2 separate regions of the Homo sapiens genome follow, and region 2 is linked to region 1. Evidence: read pairs that join two places in POLR2A ChIA-PET (ENCODE). Cell type or tissue: Caco-2. All regions are shown on one strand. Links, peaks and the distances in the headings refer to the core of each region. The heading gives the core; the rest is flanking DNA. Region 1 overlaps MAML3 (mastermind like transcriptional coactivator 3). Region 2 overlaps MAML3 (mastermind like transcriptional coactivator 3).

What was found. Peaks named below come from ENCODE experiments on the same cell type or tissue, not always from the same donor. Only the 100,000 strongest peaks of a DNase experiment are listed, where the experiment ranks them.
Region 2: POLR2A ChIA-PET joins it to region 1 with 5 read pairs; 2 of 35 experiments call an interaction of 5 or more read pairs at or near these places.

What each region holds. Positions count from the first base shown.
Region 1 is chr4:140,018,789-140,021,608 of GRCh38, forward strand. The region is part of intron 1 of MAML3 (mastermind like transcriptional coactivator 3); the gene reads right to left. LOC124900783 (a long non-coding RNA gene) reads left to right here. Exons shown (of 3, transcript XR_007058278.1): 1 at 1-2,820. Among named protein-coding and RNA genes, the nearest start is that of MAML3-AS1, 110 kb to the right of the region's middle. In Caco-2, for the core only: no CTCF peak of the experiment used is centred there; DNase peaks (open chromatin) are centred at 723 and 1,373.
Region 2 is chr4:139,911,594-139,914,413 of GRCh38, forward strand. All of the region lies in intron 1 of MAML3 (mastermind like transcriptional coactivator 3), which reads right to left. Among named protein-coding and RNA genes, the nearest start is that of MAML3-AS1, 220 kb to the right of the region's middle. In Caco-2, for the core only: no CTCF peak of the experiment used is centred there; no DNase peak of the experiment used is centred there.

The DNA.
Region 1 (2,820 bases), core at 204-2,703:
TTTTAACTTATTATAACTTATGTAACTAATCCCTTAATGTTGGGGCACATATATGTTTTCTCAACTTTTCATAATTATAATTAACACAGAGCAGTCATAACTGACAATAAACTAGAAATAAAAAAGACAAGAAAAATGAAAAAATACTTAAAAATAAATGAAGTCTTACAAAACCTCTCAATTCAAATTGCTAATATGTGCAAAATTAGTAACTGAAGAATAATTTTTTTTCTCTTTTCCAAATTGTTGTTTAAACCTCAACCTCTTGACAAACTTGGGTTCTAATTGTTTTTCTGTTCACTAATCTTTTAGGTTAACTCTGCCCTCCGCCCACACTGAACTACTTTCAGTTCCCCTAACTGACCATATTCTTTTTCCAGGGATTTGGATATGTTTTTTCAGTTTAGAAAACTCTCCCTACACAACACTGACAAAATCCTAATAAATCTTTGGGCTTCAAAGACACTTTTTATGTAAAACCTTTGCAGGTCCCTCAGAAGCCTGAGTGAAGTATACCTTAGTCACCCTGTAATTAATTACTTCACCATATTACAATGATCTGTTTACTTGTCTGTCTTCCCCACTAGACCCAAAGCTCTTTGACAATGTTTTGTTCACTATTTATCCCCAGCGCTGAGAAAACAGCCTGACCCATAGCAGATGCTACTCTATAAATACCTAATGAGTGAGGAATGAATGCATGAACAAATAGACTCTTAAGCCTCTGGCCTAGGAAGATGGGCAGCTCCTCATTCACCCAGATGACTGGATCTTGCTTATGAACACGGCCAACAACATAAGGCAGCTCTCTGAAATATATGTTAGAGCCTCAATCTTTCCACTGCTATACAATCTAGGAACTTAGGCACCTTTCCAGAAAACAACACCTCATCTAAGAGGTGTCTCCTGAGAGCTACTCTTGGAAGCACCGAAGTCCTTTTCACAAAGACTGCAAGGTCCTTGAAAAGATACACTGTGTAACTTCAGTGTACAATGAGCAGCTGGGAGTGTTTTGGGCGAAGTTGGTATAAAAGGGTGCCTTTAATACAATATTTAGGTAGGTTGACCTGACTGCCTAATTTATATGACGAAATATTAAAGCCCTGGGTACTGTGAGGATTTCCTAGTACTAAAGTTTGTCCTTATGTTTCCATCTTTCTCAGTATTGAGATTACAAATCTTGGAACACCAGTTCTGAGGGAGCTTGGTAGTCTTCCCTTCAACAAAGGCTTTAAGACACAGGACATATGCCTTGTTTTCTCAAGTCTCATTTCAGAAGATTCTTCCCACTGCAAACACCAATGCTATTTTTTTTCCCTCCTGACCTTTGTCAACTGTGTTGCTGTACTGCATTTGGAAGTATTACAATGGTCATTACCTGCCCTGTTTATTCAGTGTTAAGTATTAACAAGGCCTGTGCTATCTCAGCTGCTGTCATATTTCTCCAGAAAAGAAATGCCTATGTAAATGTCCTAATGCAAACAAAAGACTCTTTTTCTAGGTGGGGGTGGCAGAAGACTTGGAGACAATTGAAAAGATGGAAGAAAACAGTAGATATTTTAAAAGAACAGTTTTCAGAAATATATGAAATAATTGCACCATGAAATCTAATTTGAGGCTGATTTTTTTTTTTGTTTGTGCATTTGGTCAGTTCTGGCCTGGTATTTGCTCATATTGAGGCTATAAAGCACATATTTCTGGATTTATTTATAATGACTTCAAATAGTTTGATATTGAGCAAAAGTGTATAAATATATTACAGAATAAAGAGAAAAAGTAACCCTTGGCATCAAACTCTCTTTGTTTAGGGTTTACATGTTTGGTTTCTTGTGTGGAACAGCTATGTCAGAGTGGGTGGGATCCTGTTTCTGAGGGAATGGAAGAGTGCTGACAATATTTTCTTGAGCACAAAGAAGGGTGAAGAGTCTTATTAAAACTCCTACCAGATACTGCTTGTTGGACAGTGAAATTGCAAAACTTGCAAAGAGGAGGGCCAAACACCATGCAGAACAGATCAAATACAAATTAAAAAATTGACTTGGGGAAGAAAAATCTTTCACTAGAGTCAGCTTTTCTGTAGAAATTGGCCCGTTCTCATAAATTTACCTAAGTTTGTGCTTGGGTCAGATGACAAAGCAAAATTCCATCCTCTGATAGTTGCAAAAAACTGCCAGTGAAACAAACTGAAGCCAAATACATACTTCCTAGATGACATCCGATCCAGAGAAACAAAGGTGTAGGTCACTTTTTCATTTTTAAAGTACCCAAGGAGTTACAGAGAGATGAAAATAGACAATACGTGGAGAAAAGAAGACTGCTTCTCTTCTGTAGCTATAGCCATATGAAATAAAACAACTGTACCTGCTGGGACTTACAAATATGTGTGTTATTTAGGAGAACGGGCTCTGGAGTTACACTTGCAAGCTCTGAATCCCAGTTTAACCATTCCATTACTGTGTGAGCTTAGATAAGTTACTTAACTATTTTTAATTTTCTACCTTTTAGAAGTGAGTATGGACTACTTAAGCAATAGAAATTAACTAGGGCTGGAAAAAAAGAATGATTTGCTGGAAGTACTTCAGCAGCATAACCTTTATGTAAGAACAAATATCATCATTTATTGAGGGCCTACCTAATGTGTGCCAGGCATTTTGGATACACTATTCTAATCTTTATACATCCCTGCAAGGTTAATACTATTATTCCCAATTTATAAGGTTCAAAGTAGCTAAGTAATTAGATCTACGTCTTGAAGCTGAAAAGTGGCAAAAATATCTACCCATATTCCTTACCTAATTTTTTTTCCTTATTTTTAAAACA
Region 2 (2,820 bases), core at 132-2,631, 110 kb before region 1:
TTCACATGTTGAAATCCTAACCCCCAAGGTGAGGGTATTAATATTAGGTAGGAGGTGCAGCCTTTGGAAGGTGATTAAGTCATGGCAGTGGATCCTTCATGAAAGGTAGTGCCCTTATAAGAGGCCCCAGAGATCCCCCTCACTCTTTCCATCATGTGAAGACATCGGAAGAAGACAGTTGTCTATGATCCAGGAAGCAGGCCCTCTCCAGACAAGAATGTGCTGGCACCTTGATCTTGGATTTCCCAGCCCCCAGAACTGTAAGAAATAAGTTTCTGTTATTTATAAGCCATGTAGTATTTGGTATTCTGTTACAGCAGCCTGGAAAGACTAAAACATATGTACATACCACACTTGGTTTATCCATTCATTCATTGCCTCCACATTTTGGCTATTGTGAATAATGCTAGTAATGCATGTGGGTATACAAATATCTCTTGTAGACCCTGTTTCAGTTCTGGTGGCTAAATATCCAGAAGCAGAATATTGGATCTTATGGTAATTCTGTTTTTAATTTTTTTTGAGAAACTGACATACTGTTTTCCATAGTGGCTGCATCATTTTACATTCCCATAGAGGTGCTTGTTTTTGAGACAATGAGGAAGGGCATATCAATGCCATCAGAAGAGTGATTAAAAAACAAATGTGGGGGAGAGATTTGTTGAGATGGAATGGGGAGAGGTGGAGACAAAGAAGTTTGGCTCTAATAGTCTTTCTTTTCTCAATGACCTTGACACAAGGTTATCATCTCCAAGGAAGAACACTGCTAAGGAGGAAAAAATAAAGGTTGAGGAGAGAAGTAAATGAAGGTTTCGTACAGCTAGTCCGTTACAGGAAAACAGGTAACATTCTGAGCTCTGAAGCAGAAGTCTAGGCACTGTTGTGGGTTAAATTGCGTCCTCCCCAGCAAAATGATATATTGAAGTCCTAAACTTCAGTACCTCAGAATGTGACTTCATTTGGAAATAGGATCTTTGCAGATGAAATTCATTAAGATGAGGTCATACTGGAGTAGAACAGGCAAAACCCAACACAGCTGGTATCATCTTATAAGACGACAGCCATGTGAAAACACGAAGACATACAGGGAGAGTGCCGTTTGACGGCGGAGGCAGAGACTGGAGTTACGCAGCTGCAAGCTAAGGAATGCCAAAGACTGCTGACAAACTTCTGGAAACCAAGAAGAGTTAAGGAAGGATTCTCTGCAGAGTCTCAGAGGAAGCACGGCCCTGCTCACCCTGCTGACACCTTGATTTTTACCTTCGAGCATCCAGGACTGTGAGACAATCCATTTCTAGTGTATTAAGCCACCTAGTCTGTGGTATTTGTTATGGCAGCCCTAGGAACTAATATAGCCACAGGGCATGAATCTGCAGTAGGACAAGGTCATCCTATGCCAAGGCCAAAATGAGTATTTCCAAATTACTGTGCATCCCACCTGTGAGCAATATGCTTCCTGACACACAGTGATAATGTAGGTAATAAGTCAATGTAATACATATTTTGAATCACAGTCCTTACTAAAGGGTTTTCTTTCTGTCTTTTCCAGGCATAAATGAGGCATGCATATGAACACACTAAATTGTATGCTTCTAAGAACCAAGAGGGGAGAAAAAAAATCTCAGTATCCTGGGGCAGAAATATGTGGAGTAGATGTGTACAAGTAATGCCTTAGTGCTGTCATCATCTGGAAGTTCTGGATTTTATTTCACCTAATTTGTCCCCTAATTTTTTTTTATGGATTATAATCCTAAGTATGGCTCTTACTTCACCTGTAAAAGTCAAAGACATATCTAATTTTTAAAATTTCTAAATCTGTCTGCTTTTTCCTTTTTCTGACTTTGGTCTTTGTCCTAAGTGCCAATGATTTTTGGATAAAAAATCCAATTATTTTCCTACTTTTACACTTGAGTTTCATGGGGGAAAAGTCAGCATTAATGGTCTGGTGATGAGTGCGAACAGATGAAGCCATCTAAGAAAAAGCTGTCGGTTATGTACTCCTGGGTGACTCTCTCAGAAGCAGACGTTCAATGGCTGTGAGAGCAAAAGAACCAAGGGGCTGTGGGGGTGTCAGCGCTGCACTGATTTCAGTGCAAGACAAGGGTTTAGGTCCCGCATAACATCTTAACAGAAGACTACGGCGGGCGCCCCTTGGAAGGGTAGCTCAGCTATTGCTGATATGGAAGCAGTGTGGATTATTTGGTTAGGCAGAATAACCTTGAACATCTGCCAAGTCAAAACACAAGTCATAAAAACAAACACAAAGCTTTCCCTGGCTGCCCACTTGCTCTCTGCCTTTAAAATATTTCTTGCTTTTGTTAAAATTCACCTTCATCCTAGTAAAAGAGGAGGAAAAGAGTTGTGAACTGCAATTGTAAAGAAAAAACATCCAGTGATAACTACATTAAAATTTTTTTTTTACAAGAAAGTATCCAGTAACAAATTGTTTCCCTCCTCCCTTCCTTCCACAGCTCCTCGTATATATATTTTTAAAAGCATTTAGACTTTGGCTTTTTATGAAAGGCATACAGTAAAAGTATCACAGTTCCAAAATTCCAAAGCAATTTCACAATCATAATGAAATGAGGGAGGAAATGGTTTTGTGAAGGTCTTAAAAACAATCACCCCACGTTGCTATGTGAAGCATCTTTATACATTATAAAGGGCTCGGCAAAAATTAGTTCATTCATTCAACAGGCACTCATCGAGCATCATTTATACACTAGGACCTATGTAAGAAGCTAGGGATGAATAAGACACAGTCTGCCTGGTAGAGCTCACAACAGAGGGAGACAGTTATTATTATTATTGATTATAATG